Regions from separate parts of the Homo sapiens genome. Here region 1 is linked to region 2. A link is an interaction called in ENCODE POLR2A ChIA-PET data of the cell type or tissue named here. Cell type or tissue: Caco-2. All regions are shown on one strand. Each heading gives the region's core, and the rest is flanking DNA. Links, peaks and the distances in the headings are about the cores only. Region 1 overlaps MARVELD2 (MARVEL domain containing 2). Region 2 holds the start of CCNB1 (cyclin B1).

Region 1 (8,762 bases), core at 475-8,474, 280 kb before region 2:
CACCTTCCAAATACTTGGGAAGCTAGTTCTGAGTAACTTTGTCTTTTAACTTGGCTTTGCCCTTCAGCAATAGCAATCCGCAGAGTACCCTTGAATATTAACACTGGCAGGCTTACTGGTCACAAACAAGATTTAAATTGGGAAGGGCTACTATTGTTCACACATTAACTAACAGCATTTTCCCCACGTGTCATACATCCTTCAGCCTCCTGCCCTATACACAAAGGGAATTCATAGGCATGAATGCAATTATGTTGAATAAAAGCATTTAAACAGGTATAAATCAGGCCCATTCACTTGCAGACTTTTTGTTTTAGAACCACTCATAGGGGAAAAGGGGACGAAATGGTTATATCTACCATCTTAGATGTGGGGTTTGGCTTCAAGTCATACACACACACACACACACACACACACACACACACACACAGGCTTGGGTTTCAAATATGGCTCATGAAGCCAATAGTTGTAAGATTTTTGTTTCTCCAGAACTTTGTAAATGTTTTCCAAAGATCACTAGAACACTACAGGCAGTTCCCAATTTATGAAAGCATTGTATTCTTAAATTTACATTTTTTTGGCCAGGCGCGGTGGCTCACGCCTGTAATCCCAGCACTTTGGGAGGCTGAGGTGAGTGGATGACCTGAGGTCAGGAGTTCGACAACAGCCTGGCCAACATGGTGAAACCTCATCTCTACTAAAAATACAAAAATTATCCAGGTGTGGTGGCTCACACCTGTAATCTCAGCTACTCAGGAGGCTGAGGCAGGAGAATCACTTGAACGCAGGAGGCAGAGGTTGCAGTGGGCCGAGATCACACTACTGCACTCCAGCCCAGGCGAGGGAGTGAGACAGTGTCTCAAAACAACAACAACAACAACAACAACATTACTTAAAAAAAAACTGTGAACATACTTTTGTTCAAACATGTATACAGTATAATTGTTAGAAATTGAGGGCCAAGCACGGTGGCTCACGCCTGTAATCCCAGCACTTGGGAGGCCAAGGCGGGCAGATCTGGAGGTCAGGACTTCGAGACCAGCCTGGCCAACATAGTGAAACCCCGTCTCTACTAAAAATACAAAAAATTAGCCGGGCATGGTGGCAGGCGCCTGTAATCCCAGCTACTCGGGAGGCTGAGGCAGGAGAATCGCTTGAACCTGGGAGGCAGAGGTTGTAGTGAACTGAGATCGTACCATTGCACTCCAGCCCTGGCAACAGTGCAAAACTCCGTCTCAAAAAAAAAAAAAAAATTTGAGATATACCAGCCTGGGCAACATGGAAACCCCATCTCTTAAAAAAAAAAATTAGCTGGGCGTGGTAGCTTGCTCCTGTGGTCCCAGCTGCCCAGCTGCTCCGGAGTCTGAGGCTGGAGGGCTGCTTGAGCCTGGAAAGCAGAGGTTGCAGTGAGTTGAGATCACATCACTGCACTCCAGCTTGGGAGACAGAGCAAGACCCTGTCCAGGCGCAGTGGTTCACACTTGTAATCCCAGCACTTTGGGAGGCCGAGGTGGGTGGATCACTTGAGGCTAGGAATTCGAGATCAGCCTGACCAACATGGTGAAACCCCGTCACTACTAAAAATACAAAAATTAGCTGGGCGTGGTGGCTCACACCTGTGATCCCACCTACTCGGGAGGCTGAGGCAGGAGAGTCACTTGAACTCTGGAGGTGGAGGTTGCAGTGAGGCGAGATTGCGCCACTGCACTCCAGCCTGGGCAACAGAGAGAGACTCCGTCTTAAAAAAGAAAAAAAATTGAGGTAAAATACATGTATAATATATGTACAGTAAAAGGCACCAATTTTAAATGCTTAGCTTGATGGATTTTTAAATATGTATATATCCTGGTAAGCAACGAACCAGATGAAGGTATAGTACCCAGAAAGCTCCCTCATGCTCCTTCCCAGCCAATAAACCTCTCTCACAGGTAACCCCTATTCTGAATTCTATCATCAGAGGTTGGAGTTTCAAAATAACTTTCTTTTTTTTTTTTTTTTTCCGAGACTGAGTCTTGCTCTGTTGCCCAGGTTGAAGTGTGGTGGCGCGATCTCGGCTCACTACAAGCTCCGCCTCCCGGGTTCACGCCATTCTCCTGCCTCAGCCTCCCGAGTAGCTGGGACTACAAGTGCCCGCAACCAAGCCCAGCTAAATTTTTTGTATTTTTAGTGGAGACGCGGTTTCACCATGTTAGCCAGAACAGTCTCGATCTCCTGACCTCTTGATCCGCCTGCCTCAGCCTCCCAAAGTACTGGGATTACAGGCGTGAGTCACCGCACCTGGCCTCTCTTCTTTCTTTCCTTCCTTCCTTCCTTTCTCTCTCTCTCTCTTCCCTTCCTTCCTTCTTTTCTTCTTTTTCTTTCTTCTTTCTTTTCTTCTTTCTCTTTCTTTTCTCTTTCCCTCCCTCCCTCCCTTCCTCTCTCTTTCTCTCCTTCCTTCTTTCTCTTTCTTCTTTCTCTTTCCCCCTCCCCTCCCCTCCCCTCCCCTCCCCTCCCTTCCCTTCCCTTCCTTCTGCAGAGTCTTACTCTGTCACCCAGGCTGCAGTGCAGTGGCATGGTCTCAGCTAACTGCAACCTCCACCTCCTGGGGTCAAGCAATTCTCATGCCTCAACCTCTCGAGTAGCTGAGATTACAGGCGTGCACCACCACACCAGGCTAATTTTTGTACTTTTTTTTTTTTTTTTCTGAGACAGAGTCTTGCTCTGTCGCCCAGGCTGGGGTGCAGTGGCACGATCTCAGCTCACTGCAACCTCCACCTCTGAGGTTCAAGCGGTTCTCGTGCCTCAGCCTCCCGGGACTACCTCCAGGGACTACAGTGTGCGACAACACGCCCAGCTAATTTTTGTATTTTCAGCAGAGAAGGGTTTTTGCCATGTTGGCCAGGCTGTTCTCAAACTCCTGGCTTCAAGTGATCCACCCACATCAGCCTCCTAAAGGGCTGGGGTTACTGGCATGAGCCACCACCCCTGACCTAATCAATTTTCTATAATAAATATATTACCTATATACTTTTTAAAAAAGCTTTTTATAACTTTTATTATTCAAAAGAAGTCATTTTGATAGTCTATAGCCACCTTATTATTTAACACAATGAAAAGTATATTTTGAGTATCTAGCCACCAGTTATTGAGCAAGTATCTTCGTGGTGTTTTACATTATTTAATTTTCACAACAATTTCGTCAGGTGGTATTATCGCCACATCACAGTTAAGGAGGCTGATGGTTGGAGATGTTAATTTGTCAAGGCCACATAGTAAGAAATGGAGTCTTGGTTGTGATGAGCTCAGAAGTTCACCTTCTTCGCCTTCTGCGGGGCTAAACCATCCCTCCTGCCTTCTGCCTATCCCCAGTTTGTCTATTATAGGACAAGTAGTCTATTACATGCTCGAGCAGGTCTGTCATACTCTCCTTTAAAAACCCATTGAAAGCAGCCGGGCATGGTGGCTCATGCCTGTAATCCCAGCACTTTGGGAGGCCAAGGCAGGTAGATCACTTGAGGTCAGGGGTTCAAGACCAGCCTGGCCAGCATGGTGAAACCCTGTCTCTACTAAAAATACAAAAATTAGCTGGGCATGGTGGTGTGCGCCTGTAATCCCAGCTACTCAGGAGGCGGAGGCAGGAGAATTGCTTGAACCCAGGAGGTGGTGGTTGTGGTGAGCGGAGGTAGCACCACTACACTCCAGCCTGGGCAACAGAGCAAGACTCCATATCAAAACAACAACAACAATCCCAAAAAAGAAACCCATTGAAAGCATTAAAGTAGACAATTTTAAAGTGATTTTACAGCCAGGTGTGGTGGCTCATGCCTGTAATCCCAGCACTTTGGGAGGCCAAGGTGGGCAGATCACTTGAGGTCAGGAGTTCAAGATCAGCCTGGCCAACACAGCAAAATCACATCTCTATTAAAAATACATAAATTAGCTGGGCGTGGTGGTATGCGTCTGTAGTCCTCATTGCTCAGGAGGCTGAGGTGGGAGGGTCACTTGAACCCAGGAGGGGGAGGTTGCAGTGAGCCAAGATCATGCCACTGCACTCCAGCCTGGGCGACAGAGCAATACTTCATCTCAAAAATAAAATGTCTAAAGCCATTTTTGTAAAAATAAATAAATAAATAAATAAATAAAGGTGATTATACACACCACAAAGGTCTGGGAGGGTATACTGCAAACAGTATATACTGCCAGGGAATAGAATTGGTACTGGTAGGACTTTTGTTTTCTAAGCTTTTATACTCATTATTTTTAAAAATTATAATAGTTAAAAAAAGATGGTCAGAAAAAATTGTAGACTTTTCCTGTGTTGTATCTTTCAAATGTCGGTGCATCTCAATATCAGAAACAATTTCTAGAAATATGTACTTCATTACCACCCCCAAAGTCTCTACCTGTTTCACTGATTTCAGTATCTTTAATGCTAACATATCTGGGACAATAAAAGCATTTGACATATAACTGGCATATACTTTTTTCAAGTTTTAGATATACTGACATATCCTCATATTAATTTTCAAATTAGAATACATGTTGAAATAATATGGAAGGGCTGGGTGCAGTGGTTCACACCTGTAATCCCAGCACTTTGGAAGGCTGAGGCAGGGGAATTGCTTTGGGAGGCCGAGGCGGGCAGATCACTTGAGGTCAGGAGTTCGAGAACAGCCTGGCCAACATAAGATGAAACCCTGTCTCTACTAAAAATATAGAATTTAGCTGGGTGTGGTGGTGAGTGCCTGTAATCCCAGCTACTTGGGAGGCTGAGGCAGGAGACTAGCTTGAACCCAGGAGGCAGAGGTTGCAGTGAGCCAATCACACTACTGCACTCCAGCCTGGGCGACAGAGTGAGTCTCCATCACAAAAAATAAAAGAAAAAATAATATGGAAGAAAGAAAATGTACAGGGAAGTACTTTTCCTTCTGAATCTTGTAACTTGCCAAATGTAGCTATTACAGGCTAAACTGTGGCCTCTCAAAAAGATAACACTGAAGTTCCTAACCTCCAGTACCTCAGAACGTGACTTTACTTGGAAATAGCGTCCTAGCAAATGTAATGAGTTCACAGGAGGTCATGCTGGAGAAGGTGGGCCTCTCATCCAATATGACTGGTATGGCCAGACAGGGAGAAGGCCATGCGAGAATGGAGGATTGGAGAGATGCATCTACAAGCCAAGGAACATCAAACATGGCCAGCAAACCACCAGAAACTAGAAGAGGACTCCCCTACAGGTTTTTGAGGGAGCATGTCCCAGCTGACACCCTGCTTCCAGACTTCTAGGCTGCAGGTCTGTGAGACAACACACTTCAGTTGTTTTGAGCCACTCAGTTTGTAGTACATTGTCATGGCAGTCCTAGGAAACTAATATAGTGGCCTGGACTTTGAATTATTGCGAATAATGGGGGAAGGAGAAACAGTGAGTCACCTGAGCATCGTGACCTACGGGTTTTCAATGACTTTCCAGTTTATTTTCTGACAAGTGAAAATATTTTCAAGAACATGCACAGTGAACACAGGAATGCTAGGAAGGCAAACATAAAAGGGCACACACACACACGGCAGGTGACTGAAACTTTAATGCACCTAGGGATTGACCACAACATTTACAAATCAGTGTTACTGCATTGGTTTTTCAAAGATTAGCTACATTTATAAACTTTATTTTAAAAGTTTCACAAAGTTAAATTTCCTTAACACTTCAACAGGAATCTAACTCTTTACAGTCTATCAAAATGGTAATATTTTACCTTTTTTTTTTTTTAAAGCACTGGTGCTCTTCTTAAGTGAAATGTTAACACAGGGCTCAATACATAAAAGAGAAAGTGAAGTTGTTCCATTTGGGGGGTCCCATAAGGGGCCTCATGTTTCCCTAGGTGTTACCCCTTCAGACACAGCACAGCCTACAAAGCCATGGAATTAAAATATTAACAATGAATGCATAAAGATTTCACTGACAAATAAAAACCAGGGAGTGCATTCAGTGACCACAACTTTCTAAGCTTCTGCTTTTCCACATGCTTTTCTTTGGTTTTATCACTTTAGAAAACTCTTTGAACATTAATTGTCTGAATGGCAGCTATATTAGTCAGAAGCTGTAATGCTACACCTGGGAATTTATCTACATGATAGATGCTGCTGAATAAAATCCAACAAGAACGATTTTGTTTAAAAAAAAACTTTGTTAAGGCAGTCTATTGTTCATACTAACAGAAATAAAACATTTATGAATAAAGTCCAAAGCCAAGATAATTCTTAGAAAGATGAAGCATCCCTGCTGGGCACAGTGGCTCACACCTGAATCCCAGCACTTCAGAAGGCCGAGGCTGGTAGATCATCTGAGGTCAGGAGCTTGAGACCAACCTGGCCAACATAGTGAAATCCTGTCTCTACTAAAAATACAAAAAATTAGCTGGGCATGGTGGTGGGTGCCTGTAATCCCAGCTACTTGGGAGGCAGAGGCAGGAGAATCGCTTGAACCCAGGAGGCAGAGGCTGCAGTGAGCCAAGATCATACCACTGTACTCCAGCCTGGGCAACAAGAGCGAAACTCCATCTCAAAAAAAAAAAAAAAGGGAGTTTCCAAGGAAATGCTACATTGTGGGACTGTAGCATGTATGTCCAAAGGGAATAGAAAAGCAATACCAGCTGGGCGCGGTGACTCACGCCTGTAATCCCAACACTTTGGGAGGCTGAGGCGGGTGGATCATGAGGTCAGGAGATCGAGATCATCCTGGCTAACACGGTGAAACCCCATCTCTACTAAAAATACAAAAAAATTAGCTGGGCGTGGTGGCAGGTGCCTGTAGTCCCAGCTACTCGGGAGGCTGAGGCAGGAAAATGACGTGAACTTGGGAGGCGGAGCTTGCAGTGAGCCGAGATCGCACCACTGCACTCCAGTCTGGGCAACAGAGTAAGACTCTGTCTCACAAAAAAAAAAAAAAAAAAGCAATACCATTCATACAATTCAATGTGTCCAGGGCAGGCTGGACTATGGGGAGATGGAGAGATGTACAGTCACACTGATGAAAGACAGGGAGGCCATGTGGAACCCCAGGGGCCACAGAGCCACAGTGAAGCACCAGGCTAAGGCCATGAGTTAACACCACAAACCAGAAAGGCACCAGACACTTGGGCTTTTGGTTAAGTAGGTTGGGCTTGCTCATTAAGGACCTTTTCTTGAGACTCATTCTTTATAATTTATTCATTTCACAAACACTTCAGTAGACTTCACAAACACTAATATAGTTCCTACCATATTAGTAACTCCTTTAATCCTAACAACTCTATGAGGAAGGAACTATTATTAGCCCCATTTTACAGAAGAGGAAACAGGCACAGAGAGATTAAGCAATTTGCCCAAGATCAGGATGTCTGAAAATGTTGATCTGGGATTCAAACACCTTTCAAGGGAATAAATGACACCTTTGAAAGATGTCACCCTTTTTCCCTTAGAAAAATCCTTTAGAAATCCCCTAGGAATTTCTCTAGGAAGAGAAATTTGTCCCAGAAAAATCCTAGGAACCTGCCTGAGTAAAAAAGGAAAAAGTAGCACCAGAATTGATGGTCCACTTGCCCATCACACTGCCAGGATACGATCTCTAAAATGATGACACATTTAAATGAGATAGATGAATATGAAATTGGTCACAGATGAAAGATGAACACAGGATTTTTTCCATTCTTAGTAAAGGCCCTTAGAACATTTGAATTCGTTTAAAAATGTCTGAGTAAAATCTTTAATGTTGCATACTGGTTAAACCAATTGGAAGCTGATTTGGGAAGCGCTTGCTTCTCTACCACAGAGGCTAGCATTAAAAAGGCAGTAAATAAATAGTAAACTTGCTATTTTTTAAAAAAAGTAGTTTCCCAGCCTGACCAACATGGTGAAACCTCGTCTCTACTAAAAATACAAAAATTAGCGGGGTGTGGCAGCGCACGCCTGTAATCCCAGCTACTGGGGAGGCTAATTGCTTGAACAGGAGAATTGCTTGAACCCGGGAGGTGGAGGTTGCAGTGAGCCGAGATTGTGCCACTGCATTCCAGCCTGGGTAACAGAGCGAGACTTCATCTCAAAAAAATAAAATAAAATAAAAAAATAAAGTGGTTTCAAATAAGCGTTAAGAATAACCTTGTACATCCCAATTCATTACTTTATCATATTCTTGAATTCTTTGCTTTATGTGAGAAAGTTTATTCTTTAGGTAATCACAGCGTTCTTTTTTTTCCAGAAATGTAGGATCCTGTAAAAGAAATATAAGTATTATTTTGGCTCCTGGCTTCCTCAGTGAAAAACACAGAAACATACATTGTCACCCAGGAAATGATCATACATAGCAAAAGTCTCTACAGCAGATTCTGAACTCAGGGTAACAGTTAAGCTCTCTACATATTTTTTAAATGTACTTTTTTTTTTAGAGCAGTTTTAGGTTCACAGCAAAATCAAGCAGAAGTACAAAGTGCTAAGACACCTTTCATTTTAATATCTGATAAAGCCAGGTACAGTGGCATGTGCCTGTAGTCCCAGCAACTCAGGAGGCTGAGGTGGAAGGATTGCTTGAGCCCAGGTATTTGAGGCCAGCTTAGGCAACATGCCAAGACCCCATCTCTTTAAAAAAAAAGAAAAAGTAATAAGTATAGAAAATACTAATAAACGGTCTCTCCAGCCTTTACTGATTTTTTTTTTCTTTTTGAGACAGGGTTTCACTTTGTTGCCCAGGCTAGAGTGCAGTGGCGTACTGTCTCCCAGTGCAACCTCTGCCTCCCAGGCACAAGTGATCC
Region 2 (8,679 bases), core at 1-8,000:
ATTAATTTTTATCAGCAACATGTGAAGTTAGTCCAAATAAATGACAATTCAGTCTTTAGTCTTTATTTCATAATATAAACTGCTTCTCACTACTCAACACAAATTCTATCCTGACTACTAAGGATTAACTAACTTCATCGCCATTAACCATTTCCTTCAAGCTCCCTTTATCCCATTGTTCAAACATTTATTGAGCACCTTCTTGAAGTCAAACTCTACAAGGCATTGACTTCATGGCATCCTCAAAGGACTCTGAATTTAGTAGACAAAGTAAAGAAATAAGGTCGGGCATGGTGGCTCACGCTTGTAATCCCAGCACTTTGGAAGGCCGAGGCAGGCAGATCACGAGGTCAGGAGTTCGAGACCAGCCTGGCCAACATCGTGAAACTCCATCTCTACTAAAAATAAAAAAATAAAAAAATAATAAAAAAATTAGCTGGGTGTGGTGGCTGGCACCTGTAATCCCAGCTACTCAGGAGGCTGAGGCAAGAGAATTGCTTGAACCCAGGAGGTAGAGGTTGCAGTGAGCCAAGATCGTGCCATTGTGCTCCAGCCTGGGTGACAGAGCAAGACTCTGTCTTGGGAAAAAAAAAATAAACAAAAATAAGACTAAGGCTGGGCATGGTGGCTCACACCTGTAATCCCAGCACTTTGGGAGGCTGAGGCGGGTGGATCACGAGATCAAGAGTTCGAGACCAGCCTGGCCAACATAGTGAAACCCCGTCTCTACTAAAAATACAAAAATTAGCCAAGCATGGTGGCATGTGCCTGTAGCCCCAGCTACTTGGGAGGCTGAAGCAGGAGAATCACTGAACTCGGGAGGCAGAGGTTGTGGTGAGCCAAGATGGCACCACTGCACTCCAGTCTGGGCAACAGAGTGAGACTCTGTCTCAAAGGGAAAAAAAAGACTGATTCTAGGAACAGGGGGTGGAGATGGGGGAAGTTTGGGAAAGCTTCAGGAGTTGATGCTTGAGCTGTTTTCAAGGATGAAAAGGTTATTAGCTAAATGAAAGACAGGGTGGGGAAGGCATTCTTACTAAGTGGGAAAGCAAAGGTAAGAATCAGTATGGGCCTTCCAAGAAAGCCTCACGTAGTTTGATATGCCCAAAGACTGTGCTGGCTACATATTTCATGTGCTATGCCCAGAAATTCAACACTAAAGCAATAGCTTTCAATCTCTTATCCTTAGATATAAGAAGCTGAACTGGCTGGGCGCCGTGGCTAACGCCTGTAATCCCAGCACTTTCGGAGGCCGAGGCGGGCGGATCATGAGGTCAGGAGTACACTAACATGGTGAAACCCCATCTATACTAAAAATATGAAAATTAGCTGGGCGTGGTGGCGTGCGTCTGTAATCCCAGCTACTAGGGAGGCTGAGGCAGGAAAATTGCTTGAACCTGGGAGGCAGAGGTTGCAGTGAGCCAAGATCACGCCACTGCACTCCAGCCTGGGCAACAGAGCCAGACTCTGTCTCAACAAGTTTTTTTCAGATAATTTTCCCAACTGGTTTTAACTAAGTTTAAAAAAACAGAGCTTCAGAATACAGTTCATTGCAATTTCATCAAAGCAGCCTCCTCTACATGACCTACCTTTCCTTCACAGGTAGGTCTATCATAGAATACATTTACATACCTTATATTTAATAAAAAGTTATTATTTTTGAGGCTAAGTGTTAATTCATCTTCTTAACCACTCCCTGAAAAGTTGCCTTCTTCCTGTTTTACTCCTTTGCATATTCCAATGTTACAGGCTTATTATTTAGTAGCCATATGCAGCAGTAAAAAAATTCAAGAGAACATTCTATGTTTACGCCAATAAATTCTGCAGAGATGGCTTGTAGTTGGATAACAAAGCCTTTGGCTCAGACAGCTACTACTTAATATCATTAACGAAGGAATATAAGACAGTTGACAATTAAAAGCATAGATTCTGAAGCCAGACAGCCTGAGCTTGAATCCCATATGGGCCACTTACCTGTGTGACCCTGACATAACCTCTCTAAAGCCATGATTTAAATAGTAGAGGTGACAATACCTCAGAGAGTACGTGTAAAGATTATGTGAGTTAATGCATGTAAAATGTTAGGCAGAGCTTGCCTCATGCTAAGCACTCAATAAATGGTATTAATATTACTATTCATTTGAATGCTCTTGCATGTATCAGTGAAATAAGGGACAAGAAATAATCAACAGACTCTACAATGGTAAGAATAAGTTTACCAAAATAGGCTCAGGCGAAAGTTTTTCTTCTTTAACAGGCTCAGGTTCTGGCTCAGGTTCTGGCTCTGGCACTGGCTCAGACACTGGCACTGGCACCAGCATAGGTACCTTTTCAAGAGGTTTTGGTAGTTTTTTATCAATGACTTTTCCAGTAGCTGAAGGTTTTGCTTCCTGTAGATGAAACAGAGAGAATGAAATGTTTCTGCATCAAAGGCCACAGTTGGAAGGCGGGCTCTTACAGAAGTTAGGTCAGGAAGAGAGTTACCTTCTTCATAGGCATTTTGGCCTGCAGTTGTTCACTGACTTTGTTACCAATGTCCCCAAGAGCTGTTCTTGGCCTCAGTCCGGGCTTGGAGGTTGCAGCAGGGGCCGTAGGAACGCGCTTTGCGCCTGCCATGTTGATCTTCGCCTTATTTTCAGCATTAATTTTCGAGTTCTGAAAGAAGCAAGACCACTTTAAGAGCTGATCCACGAAGGCTCGAGTAAGTCAAGGGTTAATTAAGGTGGGGCACAAGGAGAAGTTCCCAGAAAGAAAGCCGACTAAAAATGGGTTCCGAGGGAAAACATGGGTCCCAGAGTCTACTCTGCGGCCGTGACAAGTCAGTTTCCGCCGACCTCTACATTTACCAATTGAGGGATTCCCTGATTAGTCCTGGCCAGCCCTAAAATACCGAGAATTTACATTTGAAAGGAAACCGAAAAAGCCTCCAATTGCAGACACCTTCTCTCTGGGAAGGGGGTTACAGAGTTGCTGGCGGGCCCACTCAGGGACCCTCTATCACTTTTTCAAAAGGTTCCCAGTCGACTCTCCACCTCCCCAAAACATTTATCCAATATCCGTCCAGTTCTCTTTCTCACCTTCCTCCCTCCATCCATCGTCCCCCACACTCTCTCACCAGGCCTGGGCCCACCTCGGCGCTCTCTTGGTGAGTCCCCTCCCACCTTCCTCCCCAAATCGCTCCTGCGGCCCTCTCCCGCTCGGGAGGCTCCCGCAGGCGAGGCAGGGAGAGCAGGCAGCAGCTAAGAAGGCCGCGTTAGTTCGCAGTCCGAAGCGGCTCACCCTGGTGACTCGGAGCGCCATGGCTTCCTCTTCACCAGGCAGCAGCTCAGCGGGGAGAAGCAGAACACCGGAGGCCCGACCAGCCAAGGACCTACACCCAGCAGAAACCAACAGCCGTTCCGCCGCAGCACGCCGAGAAGAGCCAGCCTAGCCTCAGATTTAAACCCCGCACTGCTCCCTCCTTATTGGCCTGTTCGTGGCACTCACTCCCTTCCCATTGGCGGCTGCCGGTCGCAGAGAATGCGTTTCCAGGGCGATCGCGCGAAGGCGTTCGAGAGGGGCGGGGCCACAGTGAGGCTAGGCCGGAAGGCCTGGCCAGGCTCTCACGTGGTCTGCCTCTGCGCCTGCGCTCTCGGGCAGCTGCAGCGGCCACCTGGAGAGCAGTGAAGCCAGTGCGCCGCCCACCTGGAAAGGTTAGCCGGGCAAGAGTGTGCGTTGCCAATGCCAGCTCAGGAAAGGCCTAGTGGCCTTTGGAAGGTGACAGAGGCGCGGCCACAGTCTCAGAAGTGTCAAAAGTAGTTTTGGATCTAGTGTTGCACACTTTCCATTTCTACGGTAGCAGCAATAATATAGTTCATGAAAGGCTTTAATAGACATTCTTTCATTTGATCGTTGCAACAACTCTCTGGGTTGGAGGAACTGAAGCTCAGCGACTTAGATGACTTTGCCAGGGTCACACATTAGCAACGGGGGAACTGAATTTAGGGTTTTTTTTTTTGAGGGGGAGGGAGGGGGTGTATCCGTGTTGTTTTCACAACACTGATTGTCCCTTAACAATATTACTTGATTACTTCAAGATTGTCCAGTTTCCCAAGGCCAATTGTTTTGTTTGTTTTAGCTTTCTATTTGGAAATAATTTCATACTTAGACCAGTTGCCAACAAAAATCTTGTAAGGAATATTTCTATGCCCTTTACTCAGATTCAACTATCCTTAACATGTATTTGCCTCTCATGGGAAAATCAGGAAAAACTAAACAAAAAGACATTTTACCCCATTTGCTTTGTCATTTGCTCAGATTCTCTCTAGATCCAAAGAAAAACAAGAGGGTTCTTTTTGCCTTCTACTCCTCAAAACACACCAGCAGCTCAGCAATTGGAGGGGAGGCTGAAGGACAAAAACATTGCTATCCCATAGAGCAACGGTATAAGAGCCAATAGAGACTCCTGGCGCTGGAAGTCACGGATCCGAAAGAAGGCGCCCAATCATTTGGTTTCTTTGGATCGTTATTGAGTCTTCTGTCATCATAGTTCACCCTCCTACTCGAATGCCTCCCGTGGGGCCCTTACCCTTGCTCTCCTCTGCCTGGAATGCCCGCCTCTTCTTGCATTCAAGCCCCTGGGTTCTATTCAGGTAACTCCCATTCATCCTTCAGTTCTGTGTTCAACATCCATTCTCACTCAGTCTTTCTGGGTTTGATCAATCCTTCCTCGCCCCATGCAGGGGCGAGAGGCAAGGGGCGAAGCAGGATTACTTATCCTCTGTGTTCCAGTTTAAAAATTTTTTTTTTTACTTTTTTTTGAGACGGAGTCTCGATCTGTCGCCCAGGCTGGAGTGCAGTGGTGCGATCTCGACTCACTGCAACCTCCACCTCCAGGGTTCACTCCATTCTCCTGCCTCAGCCTCCCGAGTAGCTGGGACGGCAGGCGCCCGCCACAACGGCCGGCTAATTTTTTGTATTTTTGGTAGAGACGGGGTTTCACCATGTTAGCCAGGATGGTCTCGATCTCCTGACTTGGTGATCCGCCCGCCTCGGCCTCCCAAAGTGCTGCGATTACAGGCGTGAGCCACCACGCCCGGCCAAATTTTTCCTTTTATATGCTTTATTTTTTAGAGCAGTTTTAGGTTCGCAGCAAAACTTAGCAGAAAGTATAGAGCATTTCACCTGCCTTCCCCACTATTGACACCCCACATTAAAGTTGTACTTTAATTATAATCTGTTAACCTACATTGACACCACAGTATTACCCAAAGTCCATAGTTTACATTAAGGTTCACTCTAGGTGTTGTGTCTTCTACGGGTTTTGACAAATATATAATGACGTATAATGTCCACCCGCCTCAACCTCCCAAAGTGCTGGTATTGAAGGCGTGAGCCACTGCACCTGGCGGTCAGAATGGTTTCTTTTACTCAAATATGCATTTAAGGTTCTTCCATGTTTTTTTCATGGGTTGGGATCTCATTTTATTTTAGCCCTGAATAATATTGCATTGTCTGGATGTACTAGTTTATTTATTCAGTCACCTACTAAGTGACATCTTGATTGCGTCCAAGTTTTGGTATGAATATAACTGCTACTAACATCTGTGTGCAGATTTTTGAGTGGACGTAAGTTGTTTTTGTTTTTCGTTTGTTTGTTTGTTTTTTGAGACGGAGTCTTGCTTTGTTGCCCAGGCTGGAGTGCGGTGGCGCCATCTAGGCTCACTGCAAGCTCCGCCTCCCGGGTTCACGCCATTCTCCTGCCTCAGCCTCCCAAGTAGCTGGGACTATAGGCGCCCGCCACCAGGCCTGGCTAATTTTTTGTATTTTTAGTACAGACGAGGTTTCACCATGTTAGCCAGGATGGTCTCGATCTCCTGACCTCGTGATCCACCCTCCTCGGCCTCCCAAAGTGCTGGGATTACAGGCGTGAGCCACTGTGCCCGGCTGAGTGGACATAAGTTTTAAACTCATTTGGGTGAATACCAAGGAGCAAGACTGTTGGATCATATAGTATGTTTACTTTTGTAAGAAACCGCCAAACTGTCTTCCAAAGCTGCTCTACCATTTTGCATTCCCATCAGCAATCCTCACAAGCATTTGGTGTTGTCAGTTTTTAAAAAAATTGTAGCCATCCTATTAGGTGTGTAGTGGTAACTCATTGTTTTTTGATTTGCAGTTCTCTAATGACATATGATATTGAGTATCTTTTTCTGTGATTATAATCTGTATAACTTCTCTGTTGAGGTATCTGTTCAGGTATTTTGCCTAGTTTTTGTTTTGTTTTGTTTTTTGAGATAGGGTCTTACTATGTTACCCAGGCTGGAGTGCACTGGTGTGATCATAGCTCACTGTAACCTCAAACTCCTGAGCTCGGGCAATTCTGCCTCAGCTTCCCAAGTAGCTAGGACTGTAGGTGTGAGCCACTGTGCCCAGCTAATTTTTTTATTTTTTATTTTTTGTAGAGATGGGATCTCACTATGTTTCCAAGGCTCATCTTAAACTCTTGGCCTCACAAAGCACTGGGAATATATATATATATATATATATATATATATTTTTTTTTTTTTTTTTTTTTTTTTTGAGATGGAGTCTTGCTCTGTCGCCCAGGCTAGAGTGCAGTGGCTCGATCTCGGCTCACTGCAACCTCTGCCTCCCGAGTTCAAGTGATTCTCCTGCCTCAGCCTCCCGAGTAGCTGGCACTACAGGCGCCCACCACCACACCAGCTAATTTTTGTATTTTTAGTAGAGACCGGGTTTCATAATATTGGCCAGGCTGGTCTCAAACTCCTGACCTTGTGATTTGCCCGCCTTGGCCTCCCAAAGTGCTGGGATTACAGGCATGAGCCACCACGCCCGGCCGCACTGGGAATATTATAGGCATGAGCCACTTTGCCCAGCCTTTGCCCAGTTTTATTTTTGTTTTGAGACAGTGTCTCTATTACCCAGCTAGGGTGCAGGGGCGCAAACATGGCTTACTGCAGCCTTAATCTCTGGGTTCACCAGAGCCACCGCACCTGGCCTCAGACTAATATTCTTCTTTTTATTTTTTTTAATTATTTCTTTTTTTCTTCTTTTGTTGTTTTTATTTGTTTTTTGGACTAATATTCTTAATAGTACATTTTGTCATGTTTATTTTTAATTTTTATGCATACATAATAGTTGTACATATTTATGGGGTACATGTTATATTTTGATACAAGCATGCAATGTGTAATGATCAAATCAGAGTAATTGGGATATTTATCTCCTCAAACATTTATCATTTATTTGTGTTGGAAACGTTCCAACTCCACTCCTTTAGTTATTTGGAAATATACAGACTGGGTATGGTGGCTCATGCCTATAATCCCAGCACTTTGGGAGGCCAAAGCAGGAGTATCATTTGAGCCCAGGGGTCCGAGATCAGCCCGGGCAACCTGGCAAACCCCATCTCTACAAAAAATACAAAAATTAGCTGGGATTGGTGGTGTATACCTCTAGTCCTAGTTACTCAGGAGGCTGAGGTGGGAGGATCGCTTGAGTCTGAGAGGTTGAGGCTGAGTGAGCTGTGATTGCACTACTGCACTCCAACCGGGGTGACAGAGCAAGACCTTGTCTCAAAAAAAAATTAAAAAAGGCCGAGCATGGTGGCTCATGCCTGTAAGGAGCTCAAGGATTGCTTGAGCTCAGGGATTGCTTGAGCTTAGGAGTTCGAGACCAGCCTGGCCAACATGGCGAAACCCCATCTCTACAAAATATACAAAAATTAGCCAGGCATGGTGGCACAAGCCTGTAATTCCTGCTACTCAGGAGTCTAAGGCAGGAGAATCACTTGAACCTGGGAGGCGGAGGTTGCAGTGATTTGAGATCGCGTCACTGCATTCCAGCCTGGGCGACAGAGCGGACTGTTTCTCAAAAAAAAAAAAAAAAAGGAAATATATAAATATATACAATAAATTATTGTTAACTATAGTCACCCTAGGCCAGATCTAGGCTACGGAACACTAGATCTTATTCCTTCTATCTAATAGTACTTTTGTACCCATTCACTGTGATCTTTTTTTAAAATTTTAAAATTTTTGTATTATACTTTAAGTTCTAGGGTACATGTGCATAATGTGTAGGTTTGTTACATAGGTATGCATGTGCCATGTTGGTTTGCTGCACCCATCAACTCGTCATTTACATTAGGTGTTTCTCCTAATGCTATCCCTCCTTCAGCCCTCCAACCCCACTGACAGGCCCTGGTGTGTGATGTTCCCCACCCTGCGTCCAAGTGTTCTCATGGTTCAATTCCCACCTATGAGTGAGACCGTGTGGTGTTTGGTTTTCCGTCCATGTGATAATTTGCTGAGAATGATAGTTTACAGCTTCATCCATGTCCCTGCAAAGGACATGAACTCATCCTTTTTATGGCTGCATAATATTCCATAGTGTATATGTGCCACTTTTTTTTTTTTTTTTTTAGATGGAGTTTCACTATTGCTGCCCAGACTGGAGTGCAATGGCAAGTGATTCTCCTGCCTCAGCTTCCCAAGTAGCTGGGATTACAGCCATGTGCTACCACCCCTGGCTAGCTTTGTATTTTTTTTTTTAGTAGAGATAGGGTTTCTCCATGTTGGTCAGGCCGGTCTCGAACTCCAGAGCTTATGTGATCCACCCACCTCGGCCTCCCAAAGTGCTGGGTTTACAGGCGTGAGCCACCATGCCCGGTGCCAC

What was found. ChIA-PET counts read pairs that join two places held together with the same protein. Peaks named below come from ENCODE experiments on the same cell type or tissue, not always from the same donor. Only the 100,000 strongest peaks of a DNase experiment are listed, where the experiment ranks them.
Region 1: POLR2A ChIA-PET joins it to region 2 with 11 read pairs; 2 of 35 experiments call an interaction of 5 or more read pairs at or near these places.

What each region holds. Positions count from the first base shown.
Region 1 is chr5:69,440,994-69,449,755 of GRCh38, reverse strand. It overlaps MARVELD2 (MARVEL domain containing 2), which reads right to left. Exons shown (of 7, transcript NM_001038603.3): 7 at 5,426-8,224. The coding sequence ends at 8,102. Among named protein-coding and RNA genes, the nearest start is that of MARVELD2, 30 kb to the right of the region's middle. RefSeq lists a silencer at 7,949-8,146. In Caco-2, for the core only: no CTCF peak of the experiment used is centred there; a DNase peak (open chromatin) is centred at 5,435.
Region 2 is chr5:69,161,884-69,170,562 of GRCh38, reverse strand. CCNB1 (cyclin B1) reads right to left here and starts at 3,413. Exons shown (of 9, transcript NM_031966.4): 1 at 3,280-3,413; 2 at 2,485-2,655; 3 at 2,220-2,390. The coding sequence starts at 3,300. RefSeq lists enhancers at 3,158-3,387, 2,768-3,733. In Caco-2, for the core only: no CTCF peak of the experiment used is centred there; a DNase peak (open chromatin) is centred at 3,622; H3K4me3 peaks cover 1,962 bases.